Linked DNA regions of Homo sapiens: all the other regions are linked to region 1. A link is a loop called in an ENCODE intact Hi-C map of the cell type or tissue named here. Cell type or tissue: GM12878. All regions are shown on one strand. Region 1 overlaps CPNE4 (copine 4). Region 2 overlaps CPNE4 (copine 4). Region 3 overlaps CPNE4 (copine 4).

Region 1 (4,000 bases):
CCCCAGAACGTTGGGAGGCTAAAGAAGGAGGATTGTTTGAGCCCAGGAGTTTGAGACCAGCCTGGGCAACATAGCAAGACCCCACCTCTACAAAAAATATAAAAATTAGCTGGGCGTGGTGGCACATGCCTTTGGTCCCAGCTATTTGGGAGGCTGGGGCCAGAGGAATGCTTCAGCCCAAAAGGTTCAAAGCTGTAGTGAGCCATGATTGTGCCACTACACTTCAGCTTGGGTGATAGACCAAGACCCTGTCGCAAAAAAAAAAAAAAAAAAAAAAAAAAAAAAAAAAAAAAAAAAAAAACCTAATAGTGTTCATGGCTTCTGAAAAGAAGAGGAAAAATGAGCAGAGAGGAGTCATGATTTTCTTAGCTTTCACACCTGGAAAAGACTTGGCTTGGATTAAATCCTCAGCATTACTGCTGGACAAGATCTCAGCTTACAGAGTGTCTCTGCCCAGCATAAAGGCTAATATATCCACAGTTTTATATATTCACTATTCTAAAGTAATTATTTGAAGTAACACACACTTAGCTCCCCAGGGTCTCCAGTCCTTTTCACAGTCAAACCACCGGTTAGTGATTTCAAGAACATGATGTAATGAACAGAGGAGATGAGAGAACATGCCCCACAGATCAGACCCATTTGTTTCTTATGGATAGCTATGGGTCACCTGATGGATGTTGTGTAGCAGATTGAAACTGTGGTCAACTATGTTAATAAAAGGACATGGAAAAATTATGAGTCTAAAACAAAATTTTGCTTCAAACTTCCTATTCCCTTGTAGGAATTGCTCATGTCACTCAATGACCCAAGCCCGGAGTAGCTGAAGATGATAATGAGATGTATGGAAGGGCCAGTGGACTGAACCAAAGACATGCAGTGACTGTTGTTCTCTCTAGGGACCTTGGGAATTTGGATCTTTTTAAGTAGGAGAGACTTCAAATTATAATGAAAACAGGAACACTGTATTTTCTGGCGTACAAGATGTGCAATATTTAAGATACACACCAGTTTTACAAAAGAAAATGTAAAGTACTTTTCATTATATATATATATGAAAAGTAGAGTGGCTTTATATGCGTTCTTTAAGTAGTATTTATTAAGCATGTACTGTGTGCAGGCATTGTTTTGTGTACTAGGGATATACTAGTGAACAAGTCTTATTGTAGAGCTTCCATATGAAAGTAGAGAGACATAAAATATACAGGTTAGTAGATGCACCTAAAATATTTCAGATGATGATGGGTACTAAGAAGAAAAGTAAAGCTGAGACATGGTGCGGGTGGGTGGGTTGGCTATTTTAGATAAGGTAGCCAGGGGGAACTTTCAGAGGGGTTGAGAGTTGAGAAGAGATGTTAACACAGTCAGAGAATGGATCATATGGAGGTTTGGGTGAGAGAAACCCTGGCAGGGGAACAGTAAGTGAAAAGGCCTCAAGGTGGGAATATATTTGGTGTGTTTGTGGAACAGCAAGAAGGTCAGTGTGGCTGAAATATAGGGAGCGAAAGAGAAAATGATAAGAATTAAGATCAGAGAGGTAGGCAGAGATTAGATCCTATAATGTCTTCTAAGCCATATCAGGGAATTTAGATTTTACTCCAAGTATGATGAGAAGTATTAGAGAATTTAGAACAAAGGAATGCTGCAATACTAATTATATTTTTAAAAGATCAATCTGGTTTCTGCATGGAGTGCAGATTATAAGTGGGAAAAAGTTAAGGACAGTAGCTAAAGGGCAAAGCAGAGTCAAGGGGGAGATATTAACTTAAAGCAGGAGATATTATTGAATGAGTACTTGTTAATGGGAATGAGTCTTCAGTACAAAGGGAAGTAGAAAAGAAAACAATAGATGATAGGAGAAAGAGCGAGAATATAACTGCAGAGTCAAAGTTCCTGGATAATTCAGAGATGTGCTCAAGTACACAAAAGAAGATGTTGACATGAGGTAGGAGCATGGTCCTCCATCCATTCTAACATGAAGGAAGGCTGAGAACATGAAGACAGTGCAAGAAGGTTAGATGAATTGATGTAAGAAGATAAGGGAGTAGTATTTTTTTAAATAAAAACTCAGTACCCAGGATAAAATTACAGAGCAAACTTCAGACATTGGTAATATTCCACTAAATCTGGAAAAAATCATAAAGCTAAAAAGACATGTATTAATGTTATTAAAATAAATACAGAAGTTATTGTGGTAATATATTTACTTCTAAAATATTAGGGGCAAAACTCAAACTCTGGTCTTGGTTTGCATTTTTCTTAAGAAAAGCAATAGAATATGAAACCAATTTTTGCTGTGATGTTTTGTGCTGCTGCGCTTTACCACCAGGAGGCAGAATCATCCATTGTTTTACTTCCATGGTGCTTTGCTTCCATCTGTAGTATGGGTACCTTAAAAAGCAAGCTTATTTTTAAACCTTTCTTTTTTCTTTTCAAGGACAGGAGGTGGATATGACATACTTTAGTGAATATAGTAGCTTCCATTGTTGAGTTTCTCCTGTGTTCAGACAATGTGGTAGACATTTGACATGTGTCATCTCTTAGCCTCACAACCCAGCAAAGATGGGTTTGATTATCCCCATGTTTCAGATGTCAAGACTGAGGATAGGAGGAGGTTAAGTCATTTGTCCAAATTCACACAGGGAGAAGTGTTGGAATTTATTGTTAGAGTGAGATGGGTCTTACGGCCAATATCCAGGTGAGGAAGAGTAAGCTCCCCTTAGGAGGCAAATAGCCCCCTCCTTACCGATGCCTCCTTGGTGTTAGTTTCCTCTGACGCTGACTTGGCAACCTTCTGGATGATGGGGGCAATGTTGGTGGGACCGTAGAGTTGGAGCTTAGGAAGACAGCTCTGATAGGCTTCCACAACTCCTTGAATTCCTGAGGTGAAATTGGCAAAGATCAACAGCTCCAGAGTCACTCCAAATATATTTATAGCCAAACACACACAAAAGTAAAGCATTAAATATCCCAAATAGTCCTTATCAACATCATGTTTATGTTCTTAAGATAAAAAGGAATACCACATTGCTAGTGTTGCTGTCTCCTTCCCCACTGAAATCATTCTCCTCTTTAAAAGCTAAAGTCAAAAGCAACGATTTCCACAAAATTTTCCCTAATATCCTACTTTATATATAAGATTTCATTCGCTCCTCATAGCATAATGAAATAGATGTTATACCCATTTTATAGGTGAAGAAACAGAGGCTTAGAGATGTTCAATGATCTGCCCTGGGTCACATAGCAAGTGTGTTCAAGACTCAGGATTTAAACTTGGGTCTGCCTGGCTCTAAGCACTGTGTTCTTAGCCACTAGCAAGCTAGCTTCAATGTTGCACTTGTTTCCACACGATCTTGTTGACTCTAGTAGATACTACCCGTGCCCTCTATAAGAGTCAGGAGTTCCCATGACCATCTCTCCAGATGTTATACTCTGCGGGCAGGAATCATGACTTACTTATTTTTTGTATTTCCCCAAAGAGCTTGAGGCAGTATCGAGCAAATGTAATGCTCACCAAGTGTGTGATGAATGAGCAAAGTGGCTGATATACTCATCTCCTGGGCACTGAGTACAGATAAGTGATGGTTATCATCACGGACAACCCCTCATTTAAAAGGGGGCTTCCATCCTGAGGCCATATGAGCCCAGGAAATAGAAAAGGATGGGACTCTGCCAGGAGAGGCAGTCCTATCTATACAGCTTCTCCTAGTACTTGATACATCTTGACTGTACATTTCATGTTATCATTCTGATCCCACAGCAATAATCTCATTACAAATGATTTTTATTCAAATGGCTTCTCTTGTTGTCTGTGCCTGTGTTATTGCTTGCCTTCCCCTATTCAGCTTATCCTTCTATCCCTTTCTATTCTGAAATAGCACATTAGTCCTGTTTTTGGCCAGAGGGATCCACACAATTCCCTCCTGAGATTATTCTCCATAACCACCATGCACTGCAAAATAGCTCTTGGGTATTTTAGATGAGCAAGTTCTGTTCTGTT
Region 2 (4,000 bases), 81 kb after region 1:
TCTTACATGGTGGCAACAGAAGAAAATGAGAGGGAAGCAAAAGCAGAAACCGCTGATAAGCCCATCAGACCTCATGAGACTTATTCACTTTTTTTCTATTGATTGGAATAGTTTCAGAAGGAATGGTACCAGCTCCTCCTTGTACCTCTGGTAGAATTTGGCTCTGAATCTGTCTGGTCCTGGACTTTTTTTGGTTGGTAGGCTATTAATTATTGCCTCAATTTCAGAGCCTGTTATTGGTCTATTCAGGGATTCAACTTCTTCCTGGTTTAGTCTTGGGAGGGTGTATGTGTCCAGGAATTTATCCATTTCTTCTAGATTTTCTAGTTTATTTGCATAGAGGTGTTTATAGTATTCTCTGATGGTAGTTTGTATTTCTGTGGGATCAGTGGTGATATCCCCTTTATCATTTTTTATTGCATCTATTTGATTCTTCTCTCTTTTCTTCTTTATTAGTCTTGCTAGTGGTCTATCAATTTTGTTGATCTTTTCAAAAAAAACCAGCTCCTGGATTCATTGATTTTTTGAAGGGTTTTTTGTGTCTCTATCTCCTTCAGTTCTGCTCTGATCTTAGTTATTTCTTGCCTTCTGCTAGCTTTTGGATGTGTTTGCTCTTGCTTCTCTAGTTCTTTTAATTGCGATGTTAGGGTGTCAATTTTAGATCTTTCCTGCTTTCTCTTGTGGGCATGTAGTGCTATAAATTTCCCTCTACACACTGCTTTAAATGTGTCCCAGAGATTCTGGTATGTTGTGTCTTTGCTCTCATTGGTTTCAAAGAACATCTTTATTTCTGCCTTCATTGAGACTTATTCACTATCACGAGAATAGCACGGGAAAGACTGGCCCCCATGATTCAATCATTTCCCCTTGGGTCCCTCCCACAACACGTAGGAATTCTGGGAGATACAATTCAAGTTTAGATTTGGGAGGGGACGCAGCCAAACCATATCACCCTCCACCAGCAAAAAGATTATGACTCACTGAAGGCTCAGATGATTATTGGCATTTTTTAGCAAGAATATTTTTAAATTAAGGTATGTTCATCTTTTTTTTTCAGACATAATGCTATTGCACACTTAATAAAGAACAGGATACTGTAAACATAACTTTTTTTTGACACAGAGTCTCACTCTGTTGCCTAGGTTGGAGTGCGGTGGGTGTGATCTTGGCTCACTGCACCCTCCGCTTCCCAGGTTCAAGCAATTCTCATACTTCAGTCTCTCAAGTAGCTGGGATTACAGGCATGCACCACCACGCTTGGCTAATTTTTGTATTTTTAGTAGAGATGGGGTTTTACCATGTTGGCCAGGCTGGTCTCGAACTCCTGGCCTCAAGTCATCTGACTGCTTTGGCATCTCAAAGTGCTAGGATTACAGGTGGGAGCCACTGTGCCTGGTCAATAGTGTAAATATAACTTTTATTTGCACTGGAAAATCCCCAAATCTGTGTGACTCTCCTTATTGTGATATTCACTTTATTGCAGTAGTTTGGAACCAAACCCACAACATCTCTGAAGTATGCCTGTAATAGGCATTTGTGAATGTGGTCTCTCTCTCGTTCTCTCTCTCTCTCTCCCCCTCTTTCCTTCTCTTTCTCCCTCTCCCTTACTCTCAAAATATCTTATTGTACTGTACTCATCCTTCTTCTTGTGATGATATGAGATGATAAAATTGCTATATGATGAGAAGAAGTGAGGTGAATGATGTAGGCATTGTGATTTAATGAAAAATGCCAGAAAAAAGCAGTTTGTAAGTTTTAAATTGCATGTGTTCTGAGTAGCATGATGAAATCTCACGCTGTCCTGCAACACAGGATACGAATCATTCCCTTTGTCCATCTATTCTACCTGCCGGCTAGTCCCTTAGTGGCCATCTTGATGATCAGATCTACTGTCACAGTATCACACTGTTTTTGTACAAGTAACTTATTTTACTTAATCATAGCCCCAAAGGGCATGAGTAGTAATGTAACATTTTCAGACTGTGGCTGACCAATGGCAACTGGTACTCTGGAAAGAGAAACCACAGATAAAGGGGAACTACTGTACTCAGGGCCTCAGTCTGAACTCACTACTGGTGCAGTGAAAAAACCTCAAACAGAAAATTTAATTTAAAGGAGTCTCAAGTTAGTCATTTCTCAAGTGAGTGGAAGAAACAAAGTTAAATCCTTCCTTTAAGAATTTGACTTGCACCTATGATGTCCATTAGGCCCACCACTAGACATATGTGGCTATTTAAATTTTAAACAATGAAAATAAAATAAAATTAAAAATTGACCTCTTTAGTTGCACCAGCCATATTTCAAGTCCTCAGGAGACATATGTGGCTAGGGGTGACCATATTGAATGGAACAGATATAGAATATTTCCATCACACAAAGTGTTCTTCTGGACAGACTGACCAATAGCAATAGATTATAAGATGAAACCTGATTTCCAAGACATAAGAAGAATATGAATAAAATGTGTGTCTTAGACTCAATGAAATATAGTAGATGTAGAGATAGGGAGATAAAAACCTCTCTTTGGGGGCTCAGCAGATAGGAGAATCAGGCTGCTGATTAGGACAACATCAGGGTACCCTGAAGTTCTAAATCATGGAGAATTCCTCTCCAGCCACCTCAGCTTCGAGAGAAGTCTGAAGCCACTTGGACTGTGAGCTCACTGTGTGTGACTAACTGGGGAATTAGCATGAAATCTCATTACTTGGATGACCTCCCAGGCCTTTACTTCTGTGGAAATTACAATTGCATGCAGAATGACATATTTTCAGATATCTTTTTTCTCAGAATATGGCTACCCTTGACCTTTTAAAATTAAATCCATTTTTTATAAAGTCACCATAAAATCATTAGAGTTAATATAATCATTTTCTGAATCCCAAGAGAAGACAAAACCAGTTGAAATTCCAGAGTAAAACATTTTAAAGAGAAATTTTCTATGTCTTTAGCTTTCCCCAATCCAATCCCCATCCTTTGACATGTCTCTCCGGGGATTTTTGGTTTTGATTGAAAGTTTTGTATATAGTAGTTTTATGTGGGAAAGGTACAGGGAACTTCAGTAGGCCTAGAAAATGGAGCTACTGGTTTGGGTTTGCACAGTTTCAAACCGAAAAAAGACTTAATAAACAATTCAATTCAACAATGAAATATTTAATTTAATGAGAAATTACTTTGTGACTCTGTATTTTTAAATTGCTACCTGTTTTTCTCCCAGTTCAATGTATTACCTTATACGGAAAACCGGAAATTATTAACATTTTTCTTTTTCTTCAGTTAATAATAAGGGATCATTGAAATATGGTCCCCATCACAAAGTGTATTTTAATGAGAGAATTGCCTCTTATAATACTAAATAGTATTTAGTATTGATAAAACATTGAAGTAGTAGTTTTTGTGTGGGGGAAATGTAGGAGGGGTTGCAGGAGGAGAGAAACTGGAGATGAATGGGAGAGTTGTGGAAGGAGATTTTAGATTTTTTGAGGGCCTACTATGTGCCAGTTCTGTGATAGGTGCTTTACACGTAATTATCCCCCCTCCCCAACACTTTTTTCTTTTTTCTTTTTTTTTGAGACAGAGTCTCACTCTGTCGCCCAGGCTGGAGTGCCATGGCACCCTGTAGTCCCAGCTTCTCGGGAGGCTGAGGCACAAGAGGGAGGCTGAGGCACGAGAATCGCTTGAGCCCAAGAGGCAGAGGTTTCAGTGAGCCAAGATTGCACCACTGCGCACGATCTTGGCTCACTGCAGCCTCCGCCTCCTGGGCGCAAGTGATTCTCCTGCCTCAGCCTCCCGAGTAGCTGGGATTACAGGCGTGCACCACCATGCCTGGCTAATTTTTGTATTTTCAGTAGAGTCGGGGTTTCACCATGTTGGCCAGGCTGGTCTCGAACTCGTGACCTCAGGTGATTCACCCACCTTGGCCTCCTAAAGTGCTGGGATTACAGGCATGAGCCACTGTGCTCCGCCTCATTATTCCCATTATCTCATGCAACCCTATGAAGTA
Region 3 (4,000 bases), 170 kb after region 1:
GAAAAGGGCCTGTGTTAATTGTCACTAAATACATCTTTTTATAACTATCTTTGAAATTAAATACAGTTGTTTTCCTGGGGGCTACCAGGTAGGTAGAATGATACCATCTATGACTGAACGACATCTATGACTTTACATGAGATAAATACTTCATGCTGAGATGAGATGAGATGAGAAAGGGTAGTGGAAGGGGGAGAGAGTGTCTTGAAAAGAAATGAGAATGTGTGGAGAGATGCTGAATTTCGAAAACAAGAAAAGGAAAGAGATGAATGAGAATCATTGACTATTAGAACTGGAAGGAACTTAGAGATGAATCAATGCAAAATGTTTGTTCTATAGATGAAGTCACCATATCACAGAGAGGTTAAGCAAACTGCCCAAGGCCATACAGAGAGTTGATGGCAGATCAAGACATAGGACTCATGACTCCAATCCAGGACACTAAAGGAGATTTCAAAGTATAAAAGGAGGACTCCAGAGAAAGCAGAGGGATGTTTCTAGGATCCAAAGTTATGATTCCTTGCCTGTTTAGAAGTTAGAAAAAAAGAGCAAGAATTAATTATATTCTCCCTGTAGAAATGGGGCCTTCTCACCCACAACCACCCTACTTAAATCCCAGCTGCCTATGAGCAGAAAAGACAGCAGTAAAAAAAAAAATGGCACTACTTCCCAGGATTTCTTATCTAGTCCACGGGAGCTGAGATGATGTGATTACTTATGACATCATTCATCACTCACGTGGCTTCTGCTTGCAGTAATTCTGCAAAGTAAGGGCAAGCTTTGCATGTGAGAAGCAGAAGGAGAATGACTTCCCTGCTGTAATGTGTAAATTTGACTTCCCTGGGTCATCAATTTTATACCATGAGGATATTAGATAGTATGCAACAAAATGCTAACCTGTGGAATCTTACTGTGGGCATTACATTGAGTTTGGGTAGCACCCTCAGCATCATCATAACACCCAGTGTTCAGCAACCTGGCTCATCCCGACACTAAACCTAATACCCATTGATCAATAGCTTGTGGTCTGCCCACTCTTTCAGGGACCACTGTGCCTGACATAATCCTAACATTCACTTATGTCAGGAAGGAAACCAATGGATAATAAGTCCATTTAACTTCATTTAATGAATGGGAGAAAAAACTTTGGCACTCAAAATCTTTACCAAGAGCATAAACTGAAAGCTGTGTACATTGGCCTTTTTGTAGTGTAAACTTTATAAAGCAACTTTTTTCTGTTCACCAGATGTTTTCTATGTCCTCTTCAATTTCTCCAGATAATTACCCAAAACACTGGTTCCTTTCTTGATTGAAACTAGTAATACAGTGTCCAAGATTCATTAGCATCCTCTTACATGAGGCATTGGGGCAGGGCTTCTCAAAGTGTGATGTCTGGACCTGCAGAATAAGCATCACCTGGGAACTTAGAAAATGCAGATTATTGAATCTCTCCCTAGATCTTTTGAATCATAACTCTGGGGGTGAGGCCTAGCAATTTGTATTTTAATATGCCTCCAGGTGATTCTGCCACATGCTCAAGTTTGGGAACCACTGCCCTGAGAGAAGATGGTATATAATCTCTCTCTCATGAATAAGGGTCAGAGGACTCCTGACAGCCCAGGACTTCTTCAAGGTGTCAGGGATTTCCCAGCCCCACTTATGATGACAGAAAGCAGGAAGTTCTTGGCTTTGACAGGTGTCCTCTGAACTTCTGGAGGAGACATACACTGAAGAACAGCCACACAACAATGAAGAGAAGATGACTTCACACAGTCATAACTGTCTCCAAACCACTGAGAAGAGAAAATGCCTGCAAGAAAAGCAATGATGAAACCCAGGTGCAACCACTGAATTTTGATAAGGGATTTTTCATCATGGTTGAAGATGAAAGGAAGGCCAGAGCAATGCACCTTCTGGGTGCTGAGTTTGTAAGATTTTGGTTTTCGGAGGTTGACACACTGCCATTTTTTAAGAAGCCATATTATATTTAAAGTAAATTCAGTAGAGAAGCCCAGAGGGAAGATGATCAAGCCCATTTATCTGCAAAAGGATTCCTAGTCTGCCTCTATCAGCTCTGTGTAAGACAAATAAACTTAAGAAGAAACAAGACACCAAAAACTAGCCAGGTCAACTCCAATTTGACTTTGCATTCATAGATGCTACTTGATCATTTATACTAGTTAGTGACAAGCTATTAGAATAGATGGAAAAGATTATACAGGGCTTTGGAGCTAAAGAGATCGACAACTTGCTGTGTGACCTTGGATAACTTACTGAGCTTTACTCAGTCTCAGTTTCCTCAGCTGTAAAATGGTAATAATGGTAGTGCCTACCTCTCAGGGATGTTGTGCTGATTAAATGAAGTGCAGTATAGCAACAGCTTCACCCAGTGCCTACTAAATAAAAGTGCCTGGAGTTTAAAAATTTCTTTAATTATTTTTCTTATTTATGACTCAGTTCCACTGTCTTTGGTGGATGAAGTGGGAAAATATGAGGATGAATGAATGAGTTAATAAGCAGTGAAAGAGAAAATAAATGCATCACATTAAAGAAGGTCAGCTTGCTGTTCTAGGCAGTGAAGGATCACATCTCTCTTTGGCGTACCCACTATTGGATGTAGCAGAAGAGGGGCTTAGCTCCTTGATTTCTTTTGGGCAACAGAAATCTAAGGAAGGTCTCAAAACTTACCCAGAAAGAGGCAGCTTCTGAGTACCCTATGTCCTCGTGATGCATCCCCCTCATCCATCTGTCAAGAATGGTCAATTCTCCTTGAGTTTCCCTGAGGACCTCAGCCTTCTTTGCTTTATTTGGCATTTTTGCTCAGTGTGAAGTCACTTGCTGTGCTTATACTCAGCTTTATGACCAATGCCAGTTTCTAGCATGCTTAAGGCTTCTATTTTCCTTTCCTAAAGGCCAGGAGTCCTGCTGTTTCACAAGGCTGAGTGAGAATGTGGCAAACTCAGCCAGACAGAGCGAGTACTACAGCAGCCTTCAGGAGGCAGACTCTGAATGTGTGAGTTCCTGTGTGGCTTTGGGGAAGTCACTTTATCTTTCCTTTAGGGCCTTAACTGTGGCAATCCCTATCTTGCCACAGTTAAGGCCCAAATTAAAATAATTGCCCCAAATTATTTCAGAGACCTGATTTAAAACAATTTTTACTTAAAAATAGTATCAGAAGAATAAATACACGTGTACGTGTGTGTACACACACAATATTTAAAATCCAACTCAGTAAAATACTTGACAAACCTGAGCAATGTAAGTTCAGTTTTACTATTATACTCGCCCAGGACGTAGGTGCTCTCTCACAATGTTTTCACGCTGTATGTTTCCCCCTTTGTTCTGAAAACATGTTGGTCTCTACAAGCATTGCCTCTTCCCATCATTTCCTAGATTCTTGCCACAGTAATAACAGCTTCCCCATCCCGAGTGCTCCCTCCATGCCGGGGGCTCTGTTAAGCATTTTATGTGCATTATTCTACTTGATCCTTGCAATTTTTCTTGAAGTCAGCACTATTATTATTTCCATTTTTCAAATGAAGAAACTGAGGCTTAAGTGGCTGCAAGAATTTGCCTCTGGACAAACAAGTTGAGAGCAGCTGAGCTGGGATTTGACCCCAGACCATCAGACCCCACACCATGTACACGTCAGCACTAGGAAACAGTGCCTCAGACTCTGACCCTGCCCTGCCCGGGGGTGCCCAACATCTGCATCTAGCCATTCCTTGCCTATCTAGGCAGAACACAGGAAGAAGGACCTTCTTTTTACTCTGGAGTTTTAAAGAAGGAAAATGTTGATGTTTTTTCTTTTTGCTTGATCATACTGGAGAGGAGCAATTTAGCGAAAAGAGCAAAACCCCCATTCACGCCAAAGTGTCAAAACCTGTGAAACCACAAAGGGTAAAAAGTTCTGCCTGTCCTTCACAAAGCTTTTAGTACAAATGCATTTGTCTGGCATATTACTCCATGTAAAAAACACTCAACAAAGGTTTTTTTTTTT

What was found. Peaks named below come from ENCODE experiments on the same cell type or tissue, not always from the same donor. Only the 100,000 strongest peaks of a DNase experiment are listed, where the experiment ranks them.
Region 2: a loop joins it to region 1, with 2.0 times the contacts of the local background. A loop is called at or near these places in 1 of 110 quality-filtered maps.
Region 3: a loop joins it to region 1, with 3 times the contacts of the local background. A loop is called at or near these places in 1 of 110 quality-filtered maps.

Annotation. Positions count from the first base shown.
Region 1 is chr3:131,547,201-131,551,200 of GRCh38, forward strand. CPNE4 (copine 4) reads right to left here. Exons shown (of 16, transcript NM_130808.3): 14 at 2,747-2,880. Among named protein-coding and RNA genes, the nearest start is that of MRPL3, 46 kb to the left of the region's middle. In GM12878, a CTCF peak has its summit at 2,330 (motif pointing right); a DNase peak (open chromatin) is centred at 2,371.
Region 2 is chr3:131,628,347-131,632,346 of GRCh38, forward strand. All of the region lies in intron 7 of CPNE4 (copine 4), which reads right to left. Among named protein-coding and RNA genes, the nearest start is that of MRPL3, 130 kb to the left of the region's middle. In GM12878, no CTCF peak of the experiment used is centred here; a DNase peak (open chromatin) is centred at 1,995.
Region 3 is chr3:131,713,251-131,717,250 of GRCh38, forward strand. The region is part of intron 3 of CPNE4 (copine 4); the gene reads right to left. Among named protein-coding and RNA genes, the nearest start is that of MRPL3, 210 kb to the left of the region's middle. RefSeq lists an enhancer at 1,529-1,848. In GM12878, a CTCF peak has its summit at 2,975; a DNase peak (open chromatin) is centred at 1,761; H3K27ac peaks cover 2,445 bases.